2 separate regions of the Homo sapiens genome follow, and region 1 is linked to region 2. A link is an interaction called in ENCODE POLR2A ChIA-PET data of the cell type or tissue named here. Cell type or tissue: HepG2. All regions are shown on one strand. Each heading gives the region's core, and the rest is flanking DNA. Links, peaks and the distances in the headings are about the cores only. Region 1 overlaps CPNE5 (copine 5). Region 2 holds the start of LOC105375038 (a long non-coding RNA gene).

Region 1 (15,797 bases), core at 3,182-11,181, 140 kb before region 2:
ACTCAGCTCATGGCATGCTCTCTCTCCCCCTCTCTCTCCACAGGATAGGCGCATTCAGCCTGAATTCCAGGACGGGCAAACCCATGCCAGCTGTGTCCAACGGGTACGTTGCCAGACATCTCTGGCCCTGGAGTCCTTAGACATTCAGCCAGCTCTGCAAAGGGGGCCTCAGAGTCTGGGCCTCGTCCCTGCTCCCATCACTGCGAATTTGGCCCTGATCCGGGGACAGAGAGTCCTGGGTTCCTCCTTAGGCACCCAGGCTCTTTGGGCCCTGAACAGAGGCCCCCACTCGGCAGTGGGCCCCTCCCCCATCCAAGCTAGAGCTTGGGCATCTCAAGCCCCAGTGGCTCCTGGGACTTCAGGGAGAGGGTGGGGCTTACAGGTGGGGGATGTTGTCTATGAATAGCGGGGCTGGGCACTCTCTGTTCCCTTCCTCTCTCCCTGGCCTGGCTTCTCTAGGCCCCCAATCCCCACCCTTCTCTCCCCCTCTTTCCTCCCCTGTCTTTATCCTTTCCCCCCTGTTCCCCTCCCTTGTTTTGGCTGCTGGATGTCCGCCTCCTCCTCACCACAGAGTAGATCCAGCTGAATCCCCACTTTTCACGTTTGCTCGTTTGCTCGCCAGCTGCGGTGGGCCAGCCTCACTCCACCACCCTGACCATCTGGCTTCGGCTGGCCTCATGCAAATGTGGCCAACGCAGAGCCTCCCCCTCCTTCCCTCCCCTTCTTTCCCGGTTGGGGAGTTCCCACCCTGGCTTCTTTCTCACGCCCACTCGCCCACTGGGGCTGGAGGTGGGGGTGTGCAGGGCAGGGAACCTCTGCCTGGAGGGGCCTCTGCAGAAGGGCATTTTGTTGGGGTAAGCAGAGCTCCCCTGGCCTTCCCTGAGAGCTCTCAGGAATTGAGGTTGCAGCAGCTGGATATGCCACTGGACCAGCTGCAGGTGGGGAAGGGGCCTCCGGCGGGCCCGGGGATGCTCACAGCCCAGGGAGAGCATGGATGCTAATTCACCTGGAGAGTAGAGAAGCAGCAACTGGGGAGGCAGCAGGAGTCAGACAGAGATACAAAGACAGGGAGGGAGGGAGAGAGAGAAAGGAAGGCCAAGAAGGTGGGAGCAGGTTGGGGCTGGAGAGGAGGGAAAGAAGGATCGGAAATAGAAGAAGGACTCAGAGGCAAAGAGAGGAACAGATGGAGAAACATGGGGCGGAGGAGGCTGGCGTGGAGGATTCTATCTCCCTGGGCAAACAAATCATGTCTTTACTACCATGGAGGACCAGACCAGCGGGTGGGGAGGGGCTTTGAGGCACTCAGCTCAGCTGCCCAAGTCTAGGGGGACAACCTGGCAGGCACTGTCCCCTGTCCGTGGCAGGGGATGCCCCAGATGTGGCCCCCGCTCTGCTCACCTGATTTGGAGAGATCTGGGCTGTCCTGCCAGCCCTCCAGGGCCGGCTTCCCTTCCTCCCCTGCCTCCTCTGTTTGAGAGCCTCTCCCTCCAATAGCTGGTGCTGGGAAGAGCTCCATCAGTGGTTCTCAAAGTGTGTTCCACAGACAGCATGCTGGTGGCCCTGTGGCTGGCCTGAGGTGTGAGGCTGGATTTTACCAGCGTTGCACAATTGTGAAGTAAAGGGTGCAGGGAGGGGGATGCTGCTCACTGCGGGCCTTCTCTGTGCCAAGCACTGTGTGGTATATACAGTCACGCTCATTATATAGGGGAGAAAACTGAGGCTCAGAGAGGTACAGGAATGAGCCCAAAGTCACAGAGCTGCTGGACAAGCCGACATTTTCCTCTCCCTCCCAGTGGCCCCTGACTACACTGGGACTCCCCCACCTCTGGCTTAGTCCCAAACATTAGAGTGGGCTGGGATGGTGCCTGAAGGAGGGGGTCCTATCTAACCAGGGGAAGAGGTGGTTCAGTTCCCCTGAGTGGAGCCCCAGCCGAAGAACTTGCCCTCCTGGAGGGATGTGCTGGGGTGGACCGACTTCACGGACCTTGATCTGGTTGCCCACTTCACTGGGGAGCTGCACAGTCGGCTGGGATCTCTCACTCCCAGGGAGACCCCAGCCAAGGCATTTAAGGGGAGGTAGCCATGGGAAGGAGCCTGGGCAAGCTGCCAGCGAGGGCCCACCAGCCCTCCTGCCTTCCTCCCTCCCGTGACACATCAGAGTGGCTCAGAGCTGGACTGTCCCGGGACGCTGGGGGTCAGCTGGGTGTGAGGTGGGGTGGCTAGCCCATGAGGTCTTTTGCCCACAGAAGTGGTCTTTGGATGGAAAGTTTGAGAACCACTGGTCTGGAAGCCTCCGGGTGAGTCTGGATGCTTTTCCAATTCTAGGACTTTCACTGCAGGCACTACCCTTCCTGGTGGGCTCTCGGGGAGCAGGGGGTGGGGCAGCTCCAGGCTCGGGGACCCGGTCCCAGGAAGCAGTGCACTAGGCCACACTGCCACAAGGATCTCAGGAGACTCTGTCTTCTCAGGGGCTTTGGGGTGATCTGCTGGATGGTAGGGGGCGGGGGAGGATGGGCAGGGGGCTGATTGAGGGAGTGTCAGGTTTATGGCTCTGTCTTTGTCTGGCTTTCCATTCTTTCATCTTCTCCTCTCCCAGTGGTGTCCCAGGAAAGAAATGTGGCACCATCATCCTGTCCGCTGAGGAGCTCAGCAACTGTAGGGTGAGTGGCAGAGGACTCCAGCACAGGACGTGGTTGGGGTGGGGGTGATGGAGTGCAGGCTGGCCTCCCTGAGCCCCTGGAGGGAACCGAGGGTAGACAGGGCTCCTGATGCTGACCTGGCTGTCATAGAATTTTGCAACATCAGAGCTAGTGGGTGTTTTCCCTTTTTATAGCTGAGCAGACTGAGGCCCGGAGAGGAGAAGGAGCTCACCCACAGTCAGCAGCAGAGCCCAGCTGAGCCCCGTCCCCTAGCTCCCATGCCAGGGCTCCCTCCCCTCCCCATCACAGCCACCACTCACGTGTCCTTGAGCCGAGACTGCCTTGGCACCAACACTGTGGCAGCAAAGACCTTTTCAGTCTTGAAGGAAGCCTGGGTGCTTGACATTTAGCTGTCATTTTTCACTTTCAGCTCTGGAGTAGGGTGACACCCTGCATGGGGCGGATGGAGTGTGTCTGTGCGTACGCATGTGTTGGGAAGAAGTCTGCAGTCCCAGGCAGCCCTTGGTCTTGCTTTTACTGTAGGACTGTGGGGGAGCAGGAGATGGGGACAGCTGAGCACACAAAGAAGGGGCTCAGGGGACCTCATAATTAATAATAATGATAAAGTATCATAATGGTGATGGTCAGTATTTGTCAAGTAATAGGCACTTTACATAAGTTATCGCTGCTCTTGACAATCATCCTAAGAGGCAGGTACTAAAATGTTACTCCCATTCTATGGATGAGGAAATTGAGGCTCAGAGAGGCAAAGTCACCTGCTCAAGGATGACAAACAGCAGAGCCATGACTCTACTCCAGGTCAGCTTGATTCTAAGATCCGGGCTCAGCCCCAAAAGCACCACCATCTAACCTAAGAGTGGCTATAAAAGTGGGAAAGTGGTGGGGCTTGGAGAGAAGAGGAGGCTGGGACAGATGCAGGGAGAGGCAGGGTGCAAGTGTAAACAAAGCCTGGGCTACCCTGGGAACACAGCTTCCCATGGAGCTGGGAGGGATGACCAGGAGAAACAAGATTTTCCTACCTTCCTGGGAGGTCAGTGCTACGGATCAGCTATCAATCAATATTTACCCTACTAGAAATTTAAACAGAATTTTAATGTATGTATTAATTCCTTTAAAAATAATTTAATTCCTTTAAAAATAACAATAGTTGAACCCATTATGGGTCAACATAAATAACGCATTTTTTTTGGGGCCGGGCACGGTGGCTCACGCCTGTAATCCCAGCACTTTGGGAGGCCGAGGCGGGCGGATCACGAGGTCAGGAGTTTGAGACCAGCCTGGCCAGCATGGTGAAACCCCGTCTCTACTAAAAACACAAAAAATTAGTTGGGCCCGGCAGGCAGAGGCTGCAGTGAGCTGAGATTGGAATCTCGGCTCCTCTGCACTCCAGCCTGGGCGACAGAGCGAGACTCCATCTCAAAAAATAAATAAATAAAATAAGACATATTTTGAAAAACAACAATAACTCCCAATAATCATTTAATGAGAAGAGTGGCCTTGTTTTACATTTTTGCAAATCTCTTTAACGTCTGACTTAATGGAAGACATCTGGATTCTCATAGCTGCTTCTGTAGTCAATCTGTTGTGAAATCCCTGTCAGATAACCTCTGGAAAACTCTTCATCTTAGCATTATTATGTAAATAGTTTTGACCCCACGGATCCCTCGGGGTTCCTGGTCCATACTTTGAGAGCTGCTGGTATAGAGGTATAACAGTGTTAGAGAACATTAATTGAGTCATTATTTTGGGCCATACACTGTGGTAAGTGGTTTACATGTATTGACTTGCTTACCTAACATATTATAATATATAATGTAGTATGTAGTATGATGTGTTATAACATCTGATGAATTATGGTCCTCATTAATTTTCCTCACTTTTATAGATAAGGAAACTGAAGCACAGAGAGGTTAATTGATCGGTCCAAGGTCACACAGCCACTGAGTAGAAGAGATTTGAAACTTGGCAGTTTGGTTCTAGAGCCAAGGTCTTTAACCACTGGACTGTGGTGTTACAAACTCTGTTTCCAAGGACTTCCAGTGGAAGAATAAGACACACGAACACAGAATCGATAGTACAGGGCAGTCTAGAGATGACCAAAAAAATTCATATGTGACTGCTCACCCGGGTTGCTTATCTGTTAATCTCAGTGGATCTGAAGGCACTTGACAGCGGGAATGAACCCCACCCAGTGTGCACCCCCAGGGCAGGACTCGGGGTGCAGTAGGCATTCCCGAGGACCCATCACGAATATGTGACTGAATGATTAGGAAGCACAGACCGAGTGTTCAGCACCAGGTCATGGACAAAACACACGTGTCTGCTGAGGATCTGGATGCCACTGGAGTTCAGACAAGGGAGAGAATTCGGTTGCCCTGTGGAACAGAGCTGTTGCAGCTCCCAGAGCCTCCGTTTTCCACCTGCAGCTTGGCGCTGATAGGGTTGCTGTGAGGATTAAAGGAGTTCATGAATGTGAGTGTGTCTAACAGATGCCTAGGAAAGGGTGCATCTGAATTCCTTGAACCTAAATTCAGTGTTTCCCCAAGCTTCTAGCCCAGCTGGTGACTTTCTTCCTAGTTTATAACCAAATAAAGTCACATACATGAAAGCGCTTTGGAAATTCTAACGCTCTAGACAATGCTGGTGGCCGTTACTGGTCTAGCATTCCAGGGGTTGGTAAGCAGTCTTAGGTTGAATACCTATCAGGTGTTAAACCCTTCCTCTTCCTCCTTCTTCCCCAGTCCTCCCTACTCCTTCACCCAGGGATAGCAGCAGTTTTCTTGATTTAAGCTGTTCCAGCACCAGGGGTCTATGTCGGGGGCAGGGAGCGCCCTCCCTTCCTCCTGAGATTGTCAGCTCCTTTTCTTCTGGGGCATCTTTAGCTGAGTTCTGTCTCTCCCTAGAATCCTTGCAAGGAAAAGAGACTAATTCCCAGCATCTGGCTGAATTAAAATAATTACATCTGAACAGCTTTGCTTCGTCTTTCCAGCTCAGCATTCAGTGGGAGGATCAAAGGAAGAGGGTGGGGTCTGAGAGATGATTTTTCACCAGAGCAGGGCTTCCTGCTCAAATGAATACATTTTGCCGAAGTAGACAAACCCTCTCTTCATCCATGGGGATGACGTGGGCGGGTGGGAACCAGCAAAGGATGACAGTGGACTCCAGTGTGTCACCAGCATAGTTTGACAGGTTATAGAAAAGCCTTGTTCATCTGGAATTTAAATGTCAAAGAAGTTCCCACAATCAGAATTTGATCCAAATACTATCGAATGGTACTTGATGTTGACAGTCATGAGGTTGGTCTCCCGAAGGGCCTTCTGAATCACCCAAGGTTCAATTCTGCTCAGCAGTAAAACGATTGTTACTGCCTGTAATACAGCAGTAAAACGATTGTTACTGCCTGTAATACTGGCCAACATTGGTTTACCGAGACCCTCTTATTTAGTCTTATTTGATTCTGACTGCAAGGCTGGGGGGCTGGGTGGGTGTGAGTAACCCTGTTTTACGGATGCAGAGAAGTTAGTGGTCTGCCTAAGATTGCTGGGATTCTAGCTCAGGCCTTGGAACTCCTAATCCTCAGTCTTTCCCTCACCCCTGGAGCCTCGAGCCCTCACGGTACAGGGAACAGTCACCGACCTTCTGTCCCTTGTGGGGCTACTGCCCTCAGCAGGCAGGGTGGCTTTGAGCAGTGGAGGTTGGGGTTCACGCCTATAATCCCAGCACTTTGCGAGGCTGAGCAAGGCAGGAGAATAGCTTGAGCTCAGGAGTTCGAGACCAGCCTGGACATCATAGTGAGACCCCCCCCCGACCATCTCTACAAAAAAATTTTTTTAAATTAGCAGGGTGTGGTGGTGCACGCCTGTGGTCCCAGCTAATCAGGAGGCTGGGGTAGGAGGGTCACTTGAGCTTGGGAGGTCAAAGCTGCAGTGAACCATGATTGCACCAGTGCACTGAAGCCTGGGGAACAGAGTGAGACCCTGTCAAAAAAAAAAAAAAAAGAAAAGGTAGGGGTTGTTGTCAATACAGAGGGTTGGATAGCTCTTTGCCCTCCACTTCCCAGCCCCTTGGTTCCCCCTAGAGACCTGTCAGCCACCCAGACCTGCCTTGCTCTGGAGTCAGGACTTCCCGGCTCAGGATAGTACGTCTTTACCACCTCCTAGTCAGGTCCTTCCACCTGACTGGCCGTCCCAGCCAGGATGGTGGCGGTGGTCATGGAGGAGGCAGTGATGGAGGAAGAAGGGTGTGCCTCATCTCTCTCCTGCAAAGGGAGTTATAACTTCACACCATAACTGCCCCGGGGGCCTCCCCACCCCTTAGGTGTCACCAGCGTGCTCATGTATTCTTTCATTTCAGTTCAGGAAATATGCTTTGACTGAGTCCCTGCTGTCCCAGAATTTTTAATTTAGTATGAGAGATGGAAATGCCAACCGGCAATCACATGAGAGCAGTGGTCCTCAGCCCTGGCAGATCCAGCGCCTCTTCTTACAACAACTATTTTATCACACTCTTGACTATCCCGAAGGAAAATGTGTAGATACTATGTAATATGCCAATATATATAGACAGGTGGGAGAATGAACCCTTCCAGTTACCTGGGGAATATTGGTCCAAGCAGACAGAACAGCCAGTGCAAAGGCCCTGGGGCAGGAGTGATGGATGAGGAATCGGAAAGATGAGACTGTGGGTGGTGATGGTGGGAGTTGGGGCCAGATTGTGTGGGACCTCATAGCTGGGGAACTTAGCAGCCTGGATCCCAACACAATCAAAACTTTTGTTTTTCCAAAGATAAGCTTCAGGGAGAGGCCAGTTTCTCTACCTGAAAGATGAGGGAAGAAGGAAGAGCCATGGAGAAAGAGAGATGAGAAGGAAGAGTCAAAGTAAGTGGGGGAGGTGGTGAAGGTTCTCTGAGACTCGGAAGTATGCAGGTTGATACATAGGAGAGTCGTGTGTTGTGGCTGAGACCGATATGAGCATCCCGTGTAACCAGCATTCAAACATCACCCTTCTTAAGGTTAGTTTGAATTTTTTTGGTCTTAGAAATAATCTATCTGGCTTTTAAAAAGCCAAAACAAAGCAAAAGCATTTCTTCCTGATGCTAAAAAAAAATAACATATTCATTATGGACAAATTGGAAAATACAGAAAAATATAAACAGCATGGAAAAGTCACCCAGAGATAATCACTGTTGACATTTTGATGTGCTTCCTCCAAGGCTTTCTTGCTGAGTGTCCATGTACGTAATTTTTCTTATAATTGATATAATATAGTATCCAGTTTTATAGCCTGCCTTTTCCTGTATCATTATACATTTTTAGAAAACATGCACTTAATAGCCGCATGTTATTTCTCTATTGTATGGATGGGCTATAATTTATCAAAGCTGTTCTTTTTAGGAAACAATATAAATAATACTGTAGTGAACATCCTCATATCCAAATCGTCCTGTTTTTCTTTTGAACATCAGTTGATGGATTTTGGTTAGTATCCCAGAAACACAGGCTCGGTGAGTGGGAGGGAAAACGGTCAGTCTGGGGTTTTCAGCCTCTGAATGACCAAATCAACAGATGCACAACTGATTGGATTGTTTGGGAAGTCAGTCATTAAGACAACAAAGAAAAGCTAGCTTGGCCTCAACATGGTTATTACAGTCAATGCATAAAGACAGGCCCAGTCTCTCAGACCAGCTTCTGTGCCCACCATCTGTGTATGAATAACCTCCAGCCTGTGGGGTGTTCGCTGACGCCCCAGGTTTCCTGCTTCTGCCATCCTATCCCGTGAGCCCAGCTCCAGGCTCCTCCTCCTAGAGGGCCCTACTCACAGAATCACCCCCAGCTCCTGGTGTGTTTCCTCCTACTGGAGTGCTGATTCCTTTTCTTTTTCATTGATGTCTTATTTTTTTCTGACTAAAAAAGACAATATGTTAATTCTAGGAGATTTGGAAAATCCAGCACATTTTAAGGAGAAGAAAATAAATGTACCGTGGTCCTTCTTTTTAAATTTTTTTTTTTTTTTTTTTTTTTGAGACGGAGTCTTGCTCTGTCTCCCAGGCTGGAGTGCAGTGCCACGGTCTCGGCTGACTACAACCTCCTCCTCCCGGGTTCAAGCAATTCTCCTGCCTCAGCCTCCCGAGTATCTGGGATTATAGGCATGCATCACCACACCTGGCTAATTTTTGTGTTTTTGGTAGAGACGGGGTTTCACCATGTTGGCCAGGCTGATTTTGAACTCCTGGCCTCAAGTGATCTGCCCACCTTGGCCTCCCAAAGTGCTGGGATTACAGGCGTGAGCCACAGCGTCAGGCCTAAATTTTTTAAATTGTTATTTTTTTAGAGATGGAGGTCTCACTATGTTGCCCAGGCTGGTCTCAAACTCCTGGCCTCAAACCATACTACTGCCTTAGCCTTCTGAGTAGCTGGGGTTCCAGGTATGAGCCACTGTTCCTGGCTTTAAAAGTGCTTCTTAGGGCATGTAAGTTGTAAGGCACGGTGATTAAGAACTTGAGCTTTGGATCCAGACCAAAAGCCATTGCTTACTCCCTATGTGACCCTGGGCAAGTTACTTTTCTGTGCCTCTGCTTCACTTATAAAATGTCTTCATTTAAAATTTTGATATTCTGTTTATTATAGCTTTTGCATTGATTTTGATTTTTTAAATGTCACATTAAAAAAAATTTTTTGATGACCGAAATTTTGAGCCCCCTTTAAATTTTGCACACACCTCATACTTGTTCTGAATCTGGAAGCTGCCATTGAGACCCAACAGCCTTCTTCTGTTCTCCCCCTGACCTCCAACCTTCACAGCCCTCTTCAGGGGAGGGAGGTCTAAGATGCCAGAGCAGACCAGGCCACTCTGGAGAGCAAGGCTGTCTGCTATAATCTCCCCAGCAGCCCCATTAACATGCGGAGAGATGCAAATGGAGGCAATCCTGATGTTTTAGAAGAACTTAATATGTTTTTTAAAAAGATAGGGTGAAAGACAGAAATTGTAGGAAATTATATATTGCAGGAGCTGCTTTATCTTCTCTGTGATTGATTCCAGTGATGTTTCTGGTGGGAATGGCATTTCTTTTCTTTTTTTTTTTTTCCTCTCTCTCTCTTTGTTTTTGAGATGGAGTTGTCCAGTCTGGAGTGCAGTGGCATGATCATGGCTCACTGCAACCTCCACCTCTTGGGCTCAATCCTTCCACCTCAGCCTCCTGAGTAGCTGGGACTACAGGTGCGCACCACCACACATGGCTATTTTTATGTATTTTTAGTAGAGATGGGGTTTCACCATGTTGTCCAGGCTGGTCTCGAAATCCCGGGCTCAGGCGATCCTCCTACTTCGGCCTCCCAAAGTGCTGAGACTACAGTTGTGCACCATCATGCCCGGCCAAGGGGACGGCATTTCATGTGCTCAGAGAGCACGACTCTCAGGCTGAGGCTGTCAAATAGCTGAACCTCTGACCCTCAGCCAGAATTTGCTGCTCTGTTATCCTGCTGGCCCTGTCCATCTTATTGCCACTTTCTCCAGCCTCTTCTTGGGTTCACACATATATCAAGGGGTTGAACCATTCACAAGCTCCCACTTGTTCCTATGACTGTTGACGAAAGGCAGAGTGACCTTCCAAGGCACAGCCCCCAGGCGGTTAGTTACACACTCTTTGTCTCAAGGACTTCCCTGTGGCATGGGTACCCATTAGGGAGGAAGCTTGCCTTCGTTTCAGTCTAGAAATTTCTCTGAAGGCCTGTTTTATCCCCCACGGAGTCTACAATGGTGCAACAATGCAGATGATCACAGTGGACTTTTGGCAAATGTTTCTGGGTCTAGATTGTATTAGGGAGGGCAGATAAGGCTAAGGAACAAAATCAGCTGCCAACCCCCCAGCAATGCCTCACTTATCTGCCATCAGGGTTAGAGGGAGAAAGTGTTGCACACTGGCGGATTTTTCCAGTTAGCTGAGTTTCAGAGCCAATCCTTTTTTTGTTTTTAATTTTAACTGGTTTGCACAGAGGCCTTTCTAAAATGGATTTCACACTTCTCTGACTTCTCAAACTGAGGTTGGAATGTAATTAAACTTATCTTGATGACTTGAGGTCATCATTTGGAATCTCAGTTATTAATCTTTGGAGCCAGACTGTCTTGTTCCCATCTTAGCGCCTCTTGCTAGCTGTGTGACTTTAAGCAAGGGTGTTAACCTCTCTGTGCTTTGGTTTCCTCATCTTTAAAATGGGAATAATAGCCAGGTGCAGTGGCTCACATCTGTAATTCCAACACTTTGGGAGGCTGAAGTGGGCAGATCGCTTGACCTCAGGAGTTCAACACCAGCCTGGGCAACATAGCAAGACCCTGTCTCTGCAAAAAAAATTTAAAAATCTAGCTGGGCATGGGGCATGGTGGCACACACCTGTGGTCCCAGCTTCTCAGGAGCCTAAGGCAGGGGGATTGCTTGAGCCCAGGAGGTTGAGGCTGTAGTGAGCGGAGATCGCACCACAGCACTCCAGCGTGGGTGACAGAGAGAGAGAGAGAGAACCTGTCTGAAAAACAAAAAAGGAATAATAACAGTGCCTTCCTCATAGGGTTGTCGAAAGGATTCAATGAATTAATACATATAACATTATATCTACCTACTATAGCACGTACTAGGTAGAACCTTTTTTTTTTTTTTTTTTTTTACTTTTACTGCAAGTTCAGGGGTATATGTACAGGTTTGTTATGTAGGTTAACTTGTGTTATGGGGGTTTGTTGTGCAGATTATTTCACCCCCAGGTATTAAGCCTAGCACCCATTAGTTATTTTTCCTGATCCTCTCCTTCCTCCCACCCTCCACCCTCTGATAGGCCCCAGTGTGTGTTGTTCCCCTCTGTGTGCCTGTGTGGGTAGAACCATATTATATTGCCATTTTCATAGGCAAACAACAGCTGATTATTGGCAATTTCATATGGTTCACCCTAGTATGAGGTGGCACTCTGCAAGTGTTACCTCCTGCTCTGTGTGAGGCACTGTGGACCAGGATGTGACACAGGCCATCTCCTTTCGCCTTCTCCACAGGCTCACAAGGGGGCGCTATTCTTCTACATTACCCAGCCTCAGAGAGGTTAAGTTACCCACTAGGAGCTGCTCAGCCGGGAGGTGGCAGAGCTAGGATTCCAACCAGGTGGCCCTTGGCTCCTTTGTGCCGTTTTGTGTGTGTGTGTGTGTGTGTGTGTGTGTGTGTGTGTGTGTGTGTGTGTGTGTTTTGGTTTTTGTTTTATTATTTGAGACAGAGTCTCGCTCTTGTTGCCCAGGCTGGAGTGTAGTGGCGCAATCTCGGCTCACTGCAACCTCCACCTCCCAGGTTCTAGCGATTCTCCTGCCTCAGCTTCCCAAGTAGCTGGGATTACAGGCATGCCCGGCTAATTTTTGTATTTTTAGTAGAGACGGGGTTTTGGCATGTTGGTCAGGCTGGTCTCAAACTCCTGAGCTCAGGTGATCCACCACCTCGGCCCCCCAGAGTGCTGGGATTACAGGCATGAGCCACTGTACCTGTCCCTTTGTGCCATTTTTCGCCATCGGGTGCTAGGCTGAGACAGCAGCCCTCCCAGTGGAGCACTGAATGTCCCTGGAACTTATGGCCTGTCAAGTTCTTTCATTTTTTCTAATATTTCTCCCCCATTCCTGATCTCACAGGGCCTGAGGGGTTCCTAGGAAGCAAAACTAAGAGCTGTTGCCTCTGGATTTTGTGGCCTCTGTTTGGTTGTTTCAAGTGTATGCATTTTATAGTCAACCAGTGCAGGCTGAACAGGTCCTGGGTGGCTTGCCTGTGTTTCTTCAGGTAAGAATGTCACTCAGGCGACTTCCAGATTCGTGCGAGATCATGATGATGACAACCAAACCCTGGCCAGGGCTGGGAAGGCTGGGGGGATCCTGGCTTTCTCACTGTCCCCTGAGTGCCACTGCTCCCCACAAGAGATGGCTATTTCAGTGTTCCCCATGTGGCACCTACTGCTCAGCTTAAAAGGATTGTGGTGGTCATCCCATTCCACGCTCCACAGACGAGGAAACTGAGGCTCTGAGAGCTTGAGTGACCTGCTCAAGGCTATGCAGAGCCAGGACTAGAGCTCTGAGCTCTGAGTTCCTTGCTGGGGCCATCCCCGCTGCTCCCCTGGGAATCTGGGCCTCTCTTGGTGGTTTTCTGATGCCACTGCGGGTCACCTCTGTGGGAAGGAGACAGGGCCAGCTGCAGAGGCGTGTGGCCTGTGTAGTCACACGGGGACCTGTGCTTGGTTTAATGCTCTGCTGTCACTATCTTGAATCTCCTGATTGTTTTTGAACAGGGGGCCCCACGTTTTCCCTTTGCTCTGGGCCCCACAATTTATACAGCCAGCGAGTAGCCCATCAAGTCCTGGGCCACATCCCTGTCCCAGGACATGGATGGGGCTCCCTAGGGGGGCATTTAAAGTGTTCCTTCCATCCAGCATGGGACGGGATTAGAACTTTCTCCTGAGGAGGGTGTGCCTGCCCTGCTGCTTTAGAAGCCTAGGGACTTTTCTGGAGGGATAAGAGTGAAAACTCTGAAATCTGACTGTCTGAGTTATGCACTCTAGGACTTTAGGCATATGATTTAACCTCTAAAAACCTCAGTTTCTTCATCTGTAAAATAGGGAAACAAGAGTTATTTTGTATGGTTGTATAAAGTATGAAGGCTTAACACAGGTCCTAGCATCTAGTAAGTGCTCAGTAAGTCAGCTGTTCTTTTATTCAGGGCCTGAGGTCCTAGATTTCTCTGGAGGCTCCAGGATTCTTGGAGCTTCTAGGGCCTTGGAAGCCCCCAGTCCAGCTTCCTTCTCCCTGTCTGGTGGGCGATGATGAGAGGCATAATAAAAGTCGTCATTACCTGGGCACCTCCTTGGGCAGGTCATTCTGTCTCCAGCACCACCCGTGCTTACAGCCTCTTCCCCATCCCAGGGTAACCGGAATGCAGCCCCTCCCTGCCCAGGCAAGCCCAGAGTCTGAAGAAATCAGCCGATTCTAAAGAAAACAGGGAAGTGGTGAAATGTAATTTGTTCTCTCTCAGGGGGGCAGAGTGGTACTGGAAGAGGCATGACTTTGAAATTAGTTTATTTATGTGTGAATTTTCTGCTTTACCAGTTACCAGCTGGTGATCTCGGTCAGGTCACCTAACTTCTCCAACCTCCAGCTTCCTCATTTGTAAAAAGTAACAAAGGATTATTTTGAGGACTAAATATGATAAGGGGTGTAAAGTGCTGAGCTCAGTGACTGTCCTACACAGACGGCATCTAATAAATGTTGAATGAATGAGTGAGTGAGTGAATGAATGGAGGCTGTGTTTGTTGTCATCAGATGTCCCCGAGGGAAGGCAAGTGAGGTGCTGGAGGTGGGAGTGGGGCAGGGACAGAGGTCACACACACTGTGGCTGGGCGGGGAAACAGGTGTTCAAATAATAACAGCTCACACGCACACAGCGCTGTACTCCTGTTAACTCACTTTATCTCACGAGCCTATGAGATGGGCACTGCCATTACCTCCATTTTATAAGTAGGGAAACTGAGCACACAGAGGGTGAATAACTTGCCTTAAGTCACGCAGCTAAGGAGGGATGGGATTGGGACTGAAGTAGGCAGCCTGGCTCCAGCAGCCGTATTCCTAACCACCGTAGCCACCGCTGAACCTTGTCACTGAGTCCTTCAACTTCATGGGAGCTACGTCTTCTTCTCTGCCACCGTTTTGGCCCTCACTGGGCTGTGGGTCACCCTTCTCAAGACACTCCCCCTCATTAAGAGGAAGGGGGGGCCAGGTGCAGTGGCTCACGCCTGTAATCCCAGCACTTTGGGAGGCTGAGGCGGGCGGATCATGAGGTCAGAATATCGAGACCATCTTGGCTAACACAGTGAAACCCCATCTCTACTAAAAATACAATAAATTAGCTAGGTGTGGTGGCGGGCGCCTGTAGTCCCAGCTACTCGGGAGGCTGAGCAGGAGAATGGCATGAACCTGGGAGGCGGAGCTTGCAGTGAGCCGAGATGGCGCCACTGCACTCCAGCCTGGCAACAGAGTGAGACACCGTCTCAAAAAAAAAAAAAAATAGGAAGGGGGGATGTGTGAGGGAGCGGAGTGACCCCAAGAGCAGGGCAAGTCCTGGGGTCTGGACGACAGAGCCCTGAGCTCAGCTGGCTCGAAGGTGATTTGTCAGGATGCAGAGTTTTCAAATTGCAGAGGCCACACGGGAGGGGTGAAGGGGACAACAGGGACATCTCTGCCCAGTGCCCCGTTGGCCCCAGAGAGCTGAGGGGCTGAGGGGTCCAGAGATCCTCACCAGGGCCGGGACACCTCTGCGTGTTGGGTCAGCTGGGGCAGGGAGCAGGGCTGGGGACTCAGCAGGTGGGCTCTGCTTGGTGAACTTGGGGAAGCCACTCCCTGCTCTGAGCCTTTGGCTTCTTAGCTGTGAAATGGGCCACAGACCCCACTGTATCTACCTGAGAGCATTGGGTGAGCCTCTCATGAGTTGGTGGGTGTGAAAGTGATGCCAAAACTCGAACTTCCTCCAGGAACCACACATAGGTGTGAGGTGGTGAGGCAATGTGGCCAGAGAGAGGGCTTTGGGGCTTGCAGATCAAGCTCAGACTGGCCTTGGGTTTGCTATGTCACCTTTCCGAGCCACTCAGTGAAAGTGTAATGAAACCACGTGTGTTCACATCCATCAAGGGGTTGCCACGTGCCTCACTCTGCCAAGTATGTCACACACTTGATCTCATTTAGTCCTCATGAAAACCCCACGAGATGTGTGCTATCATCAACCCCATGTTCCAGAGGGGAAACTGAGGCTCCAAGAGGTCACCTACCTTGCCCAAGTTCACACAGAGGAAGTGGCAGAGCTAGGATTCACACTGGGGCAGCTGTGGACTCCATGTGCTTCCCCACCCAAGTGGTCTGCTAGGCCTGCTGGGGGGCCGTCTGAGGATGGAATAAGGGCCTGGCACTTAGTCGGTGCATTCCAACCAGGGCTGGTGCCTGGACTCCTCATGCTTGCCGGGGTCTGGGAGCTGTGCTTCCACTTTCTCCTGCCTCACACCCCGTTCTCCCTCCCTCCCACCAGGATGTCGCCACCATGCAGTTCTGTGCCAACAAGCTGGACAAGAAAGATTTCTTTGGGAAATC
Region 2 (15,797 bases), core at 3,350-11,349:
CAGGCATGAGCCACCGCGCCCAGCAGGGAATGAATATTTTAAACCAGTGCCCCAGTTGCTGCTTCTGGTCAGAGAAGCCTAGGAAGAGACAAAGTGTCTTAGGCAGAGACAAAGGGTCGGCTCCTCAGGTCCCAGTGTGTTGTAGGGGAAGAAGGGAAAGGGGCAGGGAAGCGGTAGGTTCCATGTGTGACCCCTCTCCAAGGTGGCATGGAGACAAGCGGGTAGGGAAGGGAGAAATGTCCCTATTCATGTGGTGACTGAGTGTTTACCCGTTAGATACACTTCAAATGGGAGTAGACCAAGGCACCTACTTGGCAAATTGTCCCCTTCCCTTCCCAGCTCCAACACCCCGAAGTGGGACTCGTGGGAGAGATTGAATCAGTAACAGGAAGAAAGAGAGAATATCTTCTTTGTGCATCTGAGCGTCCTGTGGGTAAATTGCTCTTGTTATGTCACTTCATCAACATAAAAATGTTGCATCATCATTGTCACCAAAAAGTCTTCATCCAAGAGTGCCTCCAGCTCTGGGGTCACTCAGGAGCTAAGCCAGGTGTGTGCCCCTTTTGGTTCAGGAAGCTGCCCCTTTGCCCTCAGGCAGGAACCAGGAAGCACGGTCTTCCAATCTGGCTGGGAAACAGTGTGGGCGCAGGAAGCTGGGGATTAAATCTCCCCCAAGGGATCACACAGCCACCAAATTAAAGGGTGAGCCCACGCAGATGGAATTTGAAATTCCCAGGTCAGTGTGCTTCCCTGGCCTCGCCACTCTGGGTTTCCCCTCTGACCACACTTCTCCTGGGCTAAGCCTGAACAGTGCGTGTCTCTGGAGCTCTGCACACTTTCAGGGTGGGATTGCCTTTTGTTTTGTTTTTCTAGTCACTTCTTTCTCTGCCCTAAAATGGAGGAAGAACTCTGAAATTCTGGACACTTATTCTTTTGATTATTAATTGTGGAAATAATAATCATAATAAACTCAGATTTGAGCCATCGTTTATACTTTTTTCAGTTTTTAAAAACTGTGGTAAAAGACACATAAGACTTACCATTTTAACCATTTTAAAGTGTACAATTCATACAGAGAAAACAAACACAACAAAAAAGTGTACAATCCAGTGGCATTTAGTATATTCACAGTGGCTTGCAATCATCTCCACTGTCTAGTTTCTGAATATTTTCATTGCTTCAAAAGGAAATCCTGTACCCATTAAGCAGTCACTCTCCATTCCTCCCTCCTCCCAGCCCCTGGCAACCACAAATCTGCTTTCTGCCTCTATGGATTTGTCTATTCTGAGTATTTCATATAAATGGAAGCATACGTATGTGGTCTTTTGTGTCCGGCTTCTTTCTCTTAGTGTAACGTTTTCAAGGTCCATCCATGTTGTAGCATATATCAGGACTGCATTCCTTTTTATGGCTTTTTATAATATTCTGTTGTACGGATATACCACATTTTATTTATCCATTCATCATTTGACATCCTTTACACTTTTTTGTTGTTGTTGTTGAGGTGGAGTTTTGCTTTTATTGCCCAGGCTGGAGTGCAGTGTCATGATCTCGGCTTACTGCAATCTCTGCCTCGCAGGTTCAAGCAATTCTCCTGCCTCAGTCTCCCAAGTAGCTGGGACTACAAGCACCCGCCACCACACCCAGCTAATTTTTGTATTTTTGGTAGAGCCGGGGTTTCACCATGTTGGCCAGTATGGTCTCGAACCCCCGACCTCAGTTGATCCGCCCGCCTCGGCCCCTTTACACTTTTAAAGTGCTTCATGGCCAGGTGTGGTGGCTCATGCCTGTAATCCTAGCACTTTGGGAGGCTGAGGCAGGCAGATCACTTGAGGTCAGGAGTTTGATGCCAGCCTGGCCAATATGGTGAAACCCATCTCTACTAAAAATACAAAAAAAAAAAAAAATTAGTTGGGTGTGTGGCAAACACCTGTAATCCCAGCTACTTGGGAGGCTGAGGCAGAAGAGTTGCTTGAACCCGGGAGGCAGAGGTCGCAGTGAGCCGAGATCGCACCACTGCACTCCAGCCTGGGCAACAGAGTGAGACTGTCTCAAAAAAAAAAAAACAAAAGGGTGCTTCTACGTACACTGCATCACCTCATCGTCACAAAAACTCTGTGAGGTGGAAAGAGCAGATATGATTCATTATTATTATGATTCTCTGCATTTTACAGATTGAGGAGACTGAGGCTTACAAGGTGAAATGATTTTTCCAACATCTCACAGCTGGTTAATGGCAGATCCAGACCCAGAATCCAGGTCTCTTGAGTTTGAATGAGCAAAACCACTGGGCAGTTTGCTTTGTAATCATTAGTGGTGTTTTCTCACCAAGAAGATTCTGGGTGGACATGTGCTCACAGTGGCAAGGCAGGTGGGGACCAATGAGGCTTTGACCCTTGGACAGGCCTAATTTTGTCCATTGGTAAAGTTGGCCACTTCCTACAGGGCTTGGTCTTGCAGCCTCTGCTCAGACCTCCTTGAGGATGCCCCTTGCCCTAGGATGCCATAGAAGGCTGGCGCTCAAGTTGGGCAGCAACTGGGGCCTCCTATCTTTGTACTCCCCCAGCACCAAGCCTGGCAACTGGGGCTCCATAAAGTATTTGCTAAGACATTTTAAAGGTTTAAGGGTGCTCTGATATTTTGCATTCTTTCCCCCAGCAACATGTTACTGGTAGCAATTTCCTATCACCCAAGTAACTCCTGAGCCTCCTTACTTGGAGTGAATAACAAGCAATTAGGAGCTGTAACTCTTTAACACAAATCAGCAGGACTTTGGGGAGTGGAATCCTGCTCTGCAACAGTAAGGGTTTTGTTCCTGCTAAAATAACAACAAAACCACCTAATGAAAAGTTTGGAAAACTGAACAAAGCAACAAAAATAACCATAATCTTACTACCCTAACACAACTGTTGTTTTCAAGAATTCCCTTTACTAATTCGCTCCCTTTCTTTCTCCCTCCCTTCCTTTTTCCCTCTCTTGAGTCCTTCTGTCCGTCCATGATGAAAGTAGCACGAAATCACTGCCATATTCTGAAAATCACCTATTATCTGATACCCAGAGTCAGTCACTGGGAACATCTTGCACATTTCCTTCCAGTCTTTTTCAATACCTTGTTTAATAATTGAGATAATGCAGGCGGGGCACGGTGGCTCACGCCTGTAATCCCAGCACTTTGGGAGGCTGAGGTGGGTGGATCACGAGATCAGGAGTTTGAGACCAGCCTGGCCAGCACGGTGAAACCCCATCTCTACAAAAAAATACAAAAAATTAGCCCAACATGGTGGCTTGTGCCTGTAATCCCAGCTACTCGGGAGGCTGAGGCAGGAGAATTGCTTGAACCCGGGAGGCGAAGGTTGCAGTGAGCTGAGATTGAGCCACTGTACTCCAGCCTGGGCAACAAAGCGAGACTCCATCTCAAAAAAAAATAATAATAATTGAGATTATGCAGAATGGACAATTCTCTTAGTGTTTCCTATGTCACTAGTTTTTTCTAATAATGAAAACAACATATGTATATTATTGAAATCTATGGAAAAAATTACAAGAAAGAAAGAAAGTTTCCCTAGAATGTTTCTTCTACCAACAGAAATCTTAACATGCATTTATTATATATGGTTGTAATCCTACTGAATATATAGTACATCATTTTTTAATCCATTTCCAACTTATAAGCATTTTTCCATATTGCCTCAGAGTCTTTATAATTTTTTATTTGTAATAGATAACACATTTACATAACACAATATTCAAAAGATTCAAATGCGATTCAGTGGAAAGATTTCTTTCCACCCCATTCTCCCACTAGCCTATTTTTCATCCCTAAATTGCCCACTGTTGCCTGTTTCTTGTATGTCCTCCATGAAAGTTTTTTTATGCTTTATCTAAACAAATGCAGGTATATTTAAGTGTATTCCTTCCTCATCTCCCCACCTTTTTTTTTTTTTTTTTGGGACAGAGTCTTGCTCTGTAGCCCAGGCTGGAGTGCAGTGGCACGATCTCGGCTGACTGCAACTTCCGCCTCCCGGGTTCAAGCGATTCTCTTGCCTCAGCCTCCTGAGTAGCTGGGACTACAGGTGCGTGCCACAATGCCCGGCTAATTTTTTTATTTTTAGTAGAGACAGGGTTTCACCATGCTGGCCAGGCTGGTCTCAAAATCCTAACTTTGTGATCCACCCACCTCAGCCTCCCAAAGTGCTGGGATTACAGGTGTGAGCCAGCGCACCCAGCCCATCTCCCCATTTTTTACACAAAGAATAATGAGCTATATACACTGTCCTCACCTTCTCCTTTTTAAAATTTGTTTGAGCTGGGGTCTCCCTATGTTGCCCAGGATAGTTTCAAACTCCTGGTCTCAAGCAAGCTTCCCATCTCAGTCTTCCAGGTAGCTGGGACTACAGGTGCAGGCCATTGTGCCTGGCTTTACCTTCCTTTTAAACTCTTAAACTTAAAAGTGTATCTTGAATGTCTTCCTATTTATGCTCAAGACAGCTTTCTTATTTTTTTTTACAATAGTATTGGAGTCTGCTCTATATAGATAGGTATACCATGATTTATTAAAGTAGGCCCCATAGATGAACATTTAAGGTATTTCCAATTTTTTTTTTTTTTAAGAAACAGGGTCTCACTCTGTACCCAGGCTCAAGTGTGGTGGCACAATCATCACTCACTGCAGCCTCCAACTCTTGGGTTCAAACAATCCTCTCACCTCAGCCTCCTGAGTAGCTAGGACTACAGGCATACACCACTACACCCAGCTAATTTTAAAAATTTTTTTGTGGAGACAGGGTTTATGTTGCTCAGGCTACATTATTTCCAATCTGATGCAAACAATACTACAGTGACTACCATTGCGTGTGTATCAGTTCACATGTGTGAGCATCCATCTGTCAAATAAATTCCTAAAAGTGGAATTGCTGGGTCAGAAAGTGCACGCATTTATAATTTTGATAGACATGGCCAAATTGTCCTCTGTCGGAGAGCAGTACATACTTTTTAACCCAGCATCTAGCCTTAAGTATTTTCTCCATCTTTTGTTGTCCATAAATAACAAAGTTAGGACTTAGCTTCAGGCATAAACCACTTCCTCTATTTGTCCACTCAAATGTAATCTGCAATATGTCAAAGGCCTCTTAGGTGACAAACACTTGCTGGGTGCTGAGAAACAAAGATGCACAAGACACAGGTGCTGTCCTTGGAAGTGAGTCTGGATGCTGGGGGTAGGGGAGGCGAGAAGGAAGGGATGTGTAAGAAGAGTTCCTGCTGCTGTCCATCAGGCCCTAAATACCTGCGGAAGAAATGACCTCCTTATCCCAGCACCCAGCAAAGCAGGGCATGGATCAGATGCCCAGTACACACTGAACGGGTGAAAGATTGAATCATTGAACGTCTGGTGTGGAGGAAAGAGGGAAAGTCAGCAGATTGGAGCATCCCCCAAGAGTCTCGCTCTGTCGCCCAGGCTGGAGTGCAGTGATGCAATCACAGCTCACTGCAGCCCTGACCTCCTGGGCTCAAGCAATCCTCCCATCTCAGCTTCCTCAGCAGCTGCGACTACAGGCACATACCACCATGCCTAGCTAATTTTTGTATTTTTTGTAGAGATGGGATCTCATCATGTTGGCCAGGCTGATCTCAAACTCCTGGGCTCAAGTGATCCTCCCAACTTGGCCTCCCACAGTGTTGGGATTACAGGCATGAGTGACTTTTCTTGAGAATCAATTTCAACATACGAAATTCTGAGTCAGAGGAGCTAAATGTCTTCTGGCTTCCTGACTCACAAGGATCAGTTTGGGACTGGGCGCGGTGGCTCACTCCTGTAATCCCAGCACTTTAGGAGGCCAAGGTAGGCAGATCAGGATTTCAAGACCAGCCTGACCAACGTGGTGAAACCCCGTCTCTAGAAAACACAAAAATTAGCTGGGCATGATGGCAGATGCCTATAATCCCAGCTAGTCGGCAGACTGAGGTGGGAGAATTGCTTCAACCCGGGAGGCAGAGGTTGCAGTAAGCCGAAATCATGCCATTGCACTCCAGCCTGGATGACAGAGCGAGACTCCATCTCAAAAAAAAATCAGAAATTAATTAATTAAAAATCAGTTTGATTGGTGAGGAGGTGTGAAGGTCAGGAATGATCTAGAGGCAGATCTGAGTGAGTGGAGTTTGGGAGGTCCTCTGATTAACCCTGGACAATGGGCATCTCCACCAAATAAGCCAGACGACCTCTGAGTTGAGACAGAGGTGAAGAAGGGAGGATACTAGTGAGAGCTGCCCAAGAGAAGTTCCCCATTTCCCCACTCTGGGGTGGAATGCAGCTGCTGTGTGGGGAACAACCATTCTCCCTGCCCGCTGCAAACTAGAGCACACCCTTTGCAGTCCAGAGTCCGCACCCTCCTAGTGCAGGCTATGGAAAGGATGCCCATCCCCTGCCCCACCAATGAGATTCCAAGCCCCGGAAATTGATCTGACAGTTTGGAAACTCCAGCTGCATCCCCAGGAATGCAGGTACCCATTTCTCTATTTGGAGAAGGAAACCAGCGTAGTTTCAGCTCCTCTGGTTCATGCCCTAGAATTTTAGAAAGAACAGTAAAATATATAATGCTTACAAAAAAAATCAAGAACCAATCAAATCCACCCCTGTTTTACAGATGAAGAAACTGAGTCCCAGAGAGGTGAAGTGGGCTGCCTGAGGTCACACAGAGGGTAAAAGGCTGAGCAAGATCTGGAAACAGGGCTCCTGGCTGTGTACCCAGTGCTCTCTGCTCTGAACGAGGGGGTGGGGGAGGGGATGGTGACCTAGACGTGGCTCTGGGAAACCAGAGAGAAGAGAACTGTGCCAGAGCTGGAGGCAGGTTCAGAGCTGGGGTCGTGGGTAGGAATCATCTACCTACACCTGTCCCAGTTTCTGGATTGTAAGTCCTCCAGGAATTCCTGATATTCTACTTATGTCCAAGTTCCCTGCTTGGAAGCAGGTTTGCCAGCATGGGTTTCCAAGTGTTGTCAGCCCTGAGAAGGGAGGGACGGTGTGGAGAGAAGCAGGCTGCCGAGGCTGGGGTTGCTGGGCAACCAAGCCCAAGGACCACCTTGAGGGAGAGCTGTCCCAGCTCTGTGCTCCCCGTGGACCCAGCTCTGTGCTCCCCGTGGACCCAGCTCTGTGCTCCCCGTGGGCCCAGGGTGGCTTCTAGTAGTGACTCAGGGCTCATGGGCAGTGTTCCTGGGAACAGAGTAGGAAGGGGTGGCAGCCAGCCAGGATCTCCTGTTCCCTGGACAGAGGCTGGTGGATGACTCCTCCTCCTGATCTCTTAGGACTTTGACTCCCCTTTGGAAGCTGCTTTGAAAGTTTTCCAGAACTTGATTTTACCTGCATTAAACCCTTAGGAGAGTCTCACCTTGGAATTGAGCTTTTGAAATACTTTTCTGGGTACTCTTGACCCCCTGGCCTAGCCCCAGCCAGGGATTCCAAGGGGTGAGGGACATGTGTGTTCCTTTCTCCTGAGGTGGAAGAGCAAGAAAACAATTCCCCTCCTAGAGCAGACAGACTTGCATGAAATGGTGAAATAACAAACCACCTCTGACATCAGCAAGGGCCTTCAGGTTCTTCAGCTCCTGGTAATCCTCACAGCACTCCATGACAGATTTTTTAAATCCCTTCTACAGGTAGGGACATTGGGGCACAATGAGGGACATTGAGGCACAGGGACATTGAAGCACTTGCACAGGCAAGTCATGTCACTTGCCCCAGGACACAGAGAGGAAAGAACCCAAGGACAGGGCTCCATGGCTCTTTGCCTGGACAGAGTGACTTAGATCCATTTCAAGTCCTTGCCCTGGAGGCCCAGCCCTCACCCCCATAGACTCCAAGCCTCCCCAAGAGCTGACTAGCTTTATCTTTAAATTTTATTTTATTTTTTGAGACGGAATCTCGCTCTGTCGCCAGGCTGGAGTGCAGTGGCGCAATCTCGGCTCACTGCAACCTCTGACTCTCTGGTTCAAGCGATTTTCCTACCTCAGCCTCCTGAGTAGCTAGGATTACAGGTATGCACCACCATGCCCAGCTAATTTTTGTATTTTTAGTAGAGATGGGGTTTCACCATGTTAGCCAGGATGGTCACAATCTCCTGACCTGGTGATCTGCCCGCCTCGGCCTCCCAAAGTCCTGAGATTACAGGCATAAGCCACCGTGCCCAGCCCTGACTAGCTTTTTAACCACAAACTCACTCTGAAGGAAATTGGAAAACACTGGTAGGTCAGTGTTTTCAAAATTTTTGGGCTGAAACTCACAGTAAGAAATGCATTTAGGCCAGGTGCAGTGGCTCTCCCCTGTAATCCCAGCACTTTGGGAGGCTGAGGCAGGAGGATCACCGGAGCCCAGGAGTTCAAGACCAGCCTGGGCAACATAGCGAGACCCTGTCTCTATTTTTTTTTTTAAGAAATGTATTTAACACCACAATGCAGTAATCGGACACACAAACATAATCATAGCTCTTAGGATAATTTGTAATTATTCTGTTTATTTATAAATATGTAAAATCAAACAAAGTTGCATGAAGTAACACTTTTACTGCCTGAGAAACACGCTGGCATTTTCTATTATCTGCTCTTCTGTCTCATTATTTCCAAAAAGTACTCAAGTGGCTCCCTAAATTATTTCCATGACTTGAATTTTGAAAAGCACCCTGGGTGGATAGCAGCTTGGGTCCCCCTGACCCTTGTCAGCAGGTCGACAAAGCTGGCAGTGAGGACAAAGGTCTGATTCTGTGCACTTTGTGCCTGGCATTGAACTGCACCCTGTGGGGACACAGGAAAAGATACTCCTTCCTGGATGTCGCCCTCAAGTCATTTACAAGCAAATGAAACAAGGCCACACATAAAACAAAGCCAAAGCAAATTAAAGGCAGAAAGAATAGGTGCCTCTGAAGGACTGTATTATTTTGCCAGGACTGTCATTGCAAAATACCACAGGCTGGGTGGTTTCAACAATAGAAATTTATTTTCTAACAGTTCTGGAATCTGGGCATCTAAGACCGAGGTGCCAGCAAGGTTGGTTTCTCCTGAGGCTTCTGTCCCTGCTTGCAGACGGCTGTCCTCCTACTGCCTCCTCACACGGTCATCCCTCTGTGCACGTGCACCCCTGGGGTCTCCTTCCATGTCCACACTTCCTTTTCTTATAAAGACACCAGCCATATTGGATTAGGACCCACCCTAATGGCCTCATTTTACTTAATTACCTCTTTAAAGGTACTATCTCCAAATAGTCACATTCAAACGTACTGGGAGTTAAGACTTCAACATATGAATTTGGGGGACACAGTTTAGTGTCCTACTATGTGTGCAGTACATTAGCTCATGTGTTTTCACCCTAGCCTGGGTGCTGCAGGCCTTATTCCTTTTTTGGGGGTGGGGGGGGTTTCTTGAGACAGAGTTCCGCTCTGTTGCCCAGGCTGGAGTGCAATGGTGCGGTCTCGGCTCGCTGCAACATCTGCCTCCCAGGTTCAAGCAATTCTCTTGCCTCAGCCTCCCGAGTAGCTGGGATTACAGGTGCCCACCACCACACCCAGGTAATTTTTGTATTTTTAGTAGAGACAGGTTTTCACCATGTTAGCCAGGCTTGTCTTGAACTCCTGACCTCAGGCGGTCTGCCTGCCTCGGCCTCCCAAAGTGCTAGGATTACTAGTGTGAACCACCACACCCAGCCTTACTCCTATTTTAAAGATGAGGAGTCTAAGATAACGGTTTTGGAAAATAAAGAAAACAAAAAGGCCAGGCGCAGTGAGTGGCTCAGGCCTGTAATCCCAGCACTTTGGGAGGCCAAGGCGGGTGGATCACCAGGTCAAGAGATCGAGACAATCCTGGCCAACATGGTGAAACCCCGTTTCTACTAAAAATACAAAAATTAGCTGTGCGTGGTGGTGGGCGCCTGTAGTCCCACCTATTCGGGAGGCTGAGGCAGGATAATTGCTTGAACCCAGGAGGCAAAAGTTGCAGTGGGCCAAGATCACGCCACTGCGCTCCATCCTGGCGACAAAGCGAGACTCCATCTCAAAAAAAAAAAAAAAGAAAAAAAGAAACAAACAAACAGAAAAAAAAGGAAACTGGACGCAGTGGCTCATGCCTGTAATTCCACACTTTGGGAGGCTGACGTGGGCGGATCACCTGAGACCAGGAGTTCGAGACCAACCTGGCCAACATGGTGAAACTCCATCTGTACTAAAAATACAAAAAAAAAAAAAAAAATTAGTTGGGCATGGTGGTGCATGCCTGTAGTCCCAGCTACTAGGGAGGCTGAGGCACAAAAATCACTTGAACCCGGGAGGCGGAGGTTGCAGTGGGCTGAGATCGCACCACTCCACTCCAGCCTGGGCAACAAGAGCGAAACTCCGTTTCAAATAAAAAAAGAAAAAAAAAAAATGAGGAGGGCCGGGCCTGGTGGTTCATGCCTGTAATCCTAGCACTTTGGGAGGCCAAGGCGGGTGGATCATCTGAGGTCAGGAGTTCGAGACCAGCTTGGTCTAAAAATACAAAAATTAGTCAGGCACGGTGGTGCACGACTATAGTCCCAGCTACTTGGGAGGCTGAGGCAGGAGAATTGCTGGAACCCAGGAGGCGGAGGTTGCAGTGAGCCAAGAGTACGCCACTGCACTCCACCCTGGGTGACAGAGCGAAACTCTGTCTCAAAAAAAAAAAGAGGAGGCTAGTGTTGGGAGCAGCTGGTAATGGCCAGTGGTCTGCCAGCTGAGAAAGAATGTCGCAGCATTTGGGTTCACACTTTGCCCCTCACATGTCGCCTTGCTGTGGTTGAAGCAGGTGGGCTGAGTTTTAAAAGGCCATCCTATACTTACCTGGCAGGGGAGATACTATGATCACGAAGGTGGTTTTCCCAGGGCGAGGCTTATCCATTGCACTCTGGATGTGCTGACCCCTGTGATTTCCCCAAATGAAAAAAAATTCAAAGAAAATAAAAGGCCATCCTGCTGTGCAGATAGGAGATGAGTGAGGCCGGAGGAGTGGCAGGAGGAGGTGCCTAGGCCGGTCCTCATAGCTTTGTCCAGATAGAAGGAAGAGGAGAGCTTTCCAGGCTGGGATGGTGGGAGCTGAAAGGGCCCACTGAGAACTCCTCCCATGTCATTGGGGTGCTGGGCCGGGGGTCTGAGGCCTGGAGAGGAGGAAGTGATGCAGTACTCACATGTTTATCTCATGTGAAGGCTTGTCTTCTCCCTCTTCTCAAGGCCAGGCAGTGCCATTCATTCCTCCGTGTTCCCCATCTGGCCTAGCGTGCCGTTCAGAATGAAGATCTCTGGGTATCCATAGGACCCTCTAGACATGAGACCGTGGGAGGAAATGGGGCAGTGGGTCTCAGTCTTATGCCCCTGACCTTTAAAGGTGTATAAGGTGTGTACCTGAGGAAGAAACAAGCAATTGCTAGTTACAAACACTCCTAGCACATGGGGGCATGGTATATTTTTCCCGCTATTTTTAACTTTCCACAGAGAGACACCCTTCTGCCCATATGGAGTCAGCATCAGAGGGTCCTTTCTCTCTTCCGGCTCCTCTTCCTTTCTTCCCTGCATCCACTGGAATTCTCCAGGTCCTCCCATGTTTCTTTGAGTGAGGTTTTTGCTAGACAAACCCATCTTTCTTTGACTAAAATCAGTCGCCTCTCATGCTGCCTATTATTTCACCAAAAGACCCGCTCAGTGGTGTGTTGGTAAATGTTGCACAACCAGCTCTCCAGGGGAGAACAGGTATATCCATGACCCCAAAAGAATCAATAATAGTAAAGTGCAGCAAAACAACTAGGAAGTGCTGTGCTGTGAGTATATGTTACCTTTGTTTTGAATATAATTTATTTAATTCTGAGTTTGTAGCATGCATTCTCAATAGGGGCAAAAACTGATTCTTGATGGGGAAACAAAACAAAAAGTCTTGCTGGGTGCAGTGGCTCACACCTGTAATCCCAACACTTTGGGAGTCTGAGGAGGGCAAATCGTTGGAGCCCAGGAGTTTGAGACCAGCCTGGGTAACATAATGGAACCCTGCCTCTACCAAAAAAATACAAAAATCAGCCAGGCATGGTGGTACGCGCCTGTAGTCTCGGCTACTCTGGAGGTTGAGGTGGGAGGATCACCTGAACCTGGGAGGAGGAGGTTGCAGTGAGCCGTGATCACACCACTGCACTCCAGCCTGGGCAACAGAGTGAGACTCTGTCTCAAAAAAAAAAAAAAAAAAAAAAAAAAAAACCAAGAAACTTAATCCTTTTGTGTATAAAGCACAGATATCTCTCCAGTACTTAAGCAGATATACAGTATCTGTGATATTAAAATTTTATGGGACAGTGATGGTAGGAGATTGGAGGAGAAAAATGTCTTGAAAGTCTTCTCAGGAGGCAATGATGAACAAAAGGTTGAGAAACCCTGTCCATATAATTTAATTTAATTTTAATGATGGCTGTGTTTAACAACCAGCTCACTAAATTCCTGAATATTTAACCATCTGCTCTTGCAAGCCTATGTGAGCTGGCTCCAACACACTCCCAGACCTGCCCACTTGGGGTGAAAGATGCCCCCAGCCCCCCACCACCCAAGCGGTACATGAGGCTGGTAGAAGAGATGGTGGTGAGTGGTGCTGCGGGTGCTGAGGGGGTAAGGGGACCCAAACAAATCAGTGGGGGTCACCTCCTCTGTCAGGCGCTGAGTCCCTGCCTGAGCCCCTGGCCCCTGGGTCATGTCATCCGACTCCACAGCGGTTCTCCTGTCTAATAGCCCCAGGACCTAATCAGCATGGCAGATGGGTGGTGACATCCTGCAGGCCCCCCAACCCAACAGGGCACAACAGGGATTTGTGCACACACCCTCACCCTTGCCCTGGAAAGGAGGCTCAGGGAATCCAAATCATCTTTATTCGGAGCCTCTGGTCGGGTGGTTCTGCTGAAAGGCCTACCTCAGGCATGGGGGGTCAGGCAGGGAGGGGAAGCCTGGCCTTCCCATTTCCCATTGGGACTCAGAGGGGCCCATTCAGTGATGTTCCTCCTAATCAGATGCTCCCAGGGAGAGTAATGAGGATGACATAGTCCTCAATGCTTGATTAGATTGAGCCCACGGAAACTTGAATAGCTATGGGGCACCCTTTCAGTGCTAGCTGGAGTGGAGGAGGGGGCTTGGGGACAGGCCAGGCATGCAGATCCCAACAGACACAACATGGGGCCCCCAGTTGGGCCTTCAGCTGCTGCCTGGAGGGAGGGGGCGTGATGGGGGAGGGGGAAGCTGTTCTTCCTGGAGCACTGACAGTGGTTGCTCTAATTGCTTTGGGGGAATCGGTCCAGAGTCAACCAAAGGCACTTTGTTTTCTGTAAACAGGGCAGAGAGGAGGCATGGGGAACCAATGAAGAGGCGGTTCCCTTTCTTCCTTCTGCTCTCTGCCTCTCCCCTCTTTGAGCCATTAGGAGTCTACTATCTTGTCCACTGATCCCAAAAGCTCTCTGGATCCCACACAAAGACACGGTGAGACTCCTCAGAACCTCATTCTCCAAACGCCCAGCGGCCTCCTGAAAGGGTCAGGCTGAGAAGCTGCCCCAAACAGCAATGTTCTTCTCCAGCCTCGTCCTTGGCCTGCGTTCATCATTGCCCTCCCAAGCAGTCAAGGAGTGGGAGTTAATTCGTGTGGCTTCAGTACTGCAAGTCTCCTAGTCAGAGCCCTCGTGGTGGGGTGGGGTGACTATTCAAGCCCCCCTCTCCCTCGAGGCTTCATTTACATGGTGCACTCAGTTACTCTCCAAAGACTCACTGGGAACTTACCCCACTTTCTCTCCCACAGGACTGCCCCCATTGGTCCCCAGAGCAGCTTTCAGCTTTGGGGCTTTTTCAGGCCTCCCTCAAGAGTCCCCTGAGCCCGCCCTGTTCCTTGGAGCTGTGGGAGGCTGGGACCCAATTAGAAGGTGATGGCTGGCCTCCAGCATGATGCAGGAAGGGCTGGCTAGACGGCTCCAAACCGGAGTGGTGGGAGTCTTGATGGGTGGGCTGCATGCCAGGGAGGGCTGGCCAGAGTTCAGGAGCAGGACTAGCAGTCCTCACACTTACCATGACCCCGACCCTCACCCCAGGGCCTTTGCACATGCTGTGCCCTCTGACCAGATCTCTTTTCCTTCTTCTCTCCATTGAATTAACTCCCACTCATCTTTCCTGTCCCAGTGCAATCATTACTTCCTTCGGGAAGCAGGCTCTCTCATTCCTATGTTTACAACAAACTCCCGTGATTACAATTTTCACAGCAAGAACCTGTTGGTTGGAGCTTGCTTTTTTTGGATATGAAAATTTGAGTAATATCTGTGTCTCCACTAGGAACTTCCTGAGAGCAGGCAGAATGTCTGCTTTTGTTGACCATCACACCCCAGTCTAAAGACCTATTGAATGAAGCCGGGCATGGGGGCTCATGCCTATAGTCCCAGACCTGCGTACTTGGGGTGAAAGATGCCCCCAGCCCCCCGCCATCCAAGGCCGAGGCAGGCGGACCACCTGAGGCCAGGAGTTTGAGACCAGCCTGGCCAACATAGTGAAACCCTGACTCCACTAAAAATAAAAAAATTAGCCAGGCGTGGTGGTGGGCGCCTGTAATCCCAGCTACTAGGGAGGCTGAGGAAGGAGAGTTGCTTGAACTTGGGAGGCGGAGGTTGCAGTGAGCCATGATCGCAGCACTGCACTCCAGCCTGGGCAACAGAATGAGACTCCGTCTCAAAAAACTAAAAAAGACTTATTGAATGAATGCATGAATGAACTACCACTTCTGTGAGGCCTCCCACCCATTCCCGGTGGCATTCTCCACCCTGTGCTGTGGTCAGCTGTGTACAGTTCTGCCTTTCCAGGACTTGAGGCAGTGAGGGGGCTTCATGAAGAATGTAGGTCGTGGAGCCACTCTGCCTGGGTTCATAGTCAGGCTCTGCCAATTACTAGCTAAAGAATAGCCTTGGGCAAGCTGCTAAACGTCTCTGTGCCTCAGGCTCCCCATCTGTAAAATGAGGGTAATAGTTAATGTATTAATGCATATGACATGCTTAGAGCAGGGTCGGGCACTACGTTTGCCAATGAATGTGGATGCTGTTACCATATCTATATCTGTGGCACCCAGACCCCAGGGCGGGTGCAGCCTAATAGGTGTTCAGCAAAGCACATTATTGATTGAGCCAGCAAAGTATGGGGTTGTTCCTGGAAAAAAGAATACTGAGAGGGGAGTGTGAGCCTGCAGGTGAAGAGGGATAGACCCTAAGAACAGGGAGGAATTAACCGGAAACCCAACTGCCCCGACATGCCGCTACCCTAGAAACGTTTTTTTCCATCTGACAGCAGCAATTCACTCAAGGAGCAGCAGTTGATTCTGGTTTGTGTTTTTTCCAGTACTCACAGAACCAGCCCCCTGGCTCCCCCTCAGAGACACCAGCACCACCAGTAGGCAACCCATCCCCAAAGACTGAGCTTCAGCACCACGGGCACTCCCGCAAGCTTCTAAGTTTTGTTGTTTTTTTTTTTAATACTTTAAGTTCTAGGGTACATGTGCACAACAGTTCTCACTGTTTCCCTTTGTTCCTCCAGCCCGAGGGAAGCCCTGGCTCCTTCTTGTGGTTGTGACTTCCATAATGCTTCAGCGTTCTCTTTTTGCCTTTTCAGTTTTTCAGTACCTAATTAACAATTCTGCATGTTAGATTCTCACTGTTAAAATAACTGGTGTAGGCCGGGGCACGGTGGCTTACGCCTATAATCCCAGCACTTTGGGAGGCCAAGGCAGGCCGATCCCTTGAGCCCAGGAGTTTGAGACCA

The links. Peaks named below come from ENCODE experiments on the same cell type or tissue, not always from the same donor. Only the 100,000 strongest peaks of a DNase experiment are listed, where the experiment ranks them.
Region 1: POLR2A ChIA-PET joins it to region 2 with 6 read pairs; 3 of 35 experiments call an interaction of 5 or more read pairs at or near these places.

Annotation. Positions count from the first base shown.
Region 1 is chr6:36,778,896-36,794,692 of GRCh38, reverse strand. CPNE5 (copine 5) reads left to right here. Exons shown (of 21, transcript NM_020939.2): 7 at 44-103; 8 at 2,597-2,660; 9 at 15,736-15,797. Among named protein-coding and RNA genes, the nearest start is that of CPNE5, 53 kb to the left of the region's middle. RefSeq lists enhancers at 1-569, 570-1,236. In HepG2, for the core only: no CTCF peak of the experiment used is centred there; no DNase peak of the experiment used is centred there; H3K27me3 peaks cover 5,200 bases.
Region 2 is chr6:36,634,700-36,650,496 of GRCh38, reverse strand. LOC105375038 (a long non-coding RNA gene) reads right to left here and starts at 11,808. Exons shown (of 2, transcript XR_926759.3): 1 at 10,833-11,808; 2 at 8,485-9,157. It also overlaps the pseudogene RNU1-88P. In HepG2, for the core only: no CTCF peak of the experiment used is centred there; a DNase peak (open chromatin) is centred at 7,266; H3K4me3 peaks cover 1,724 bases.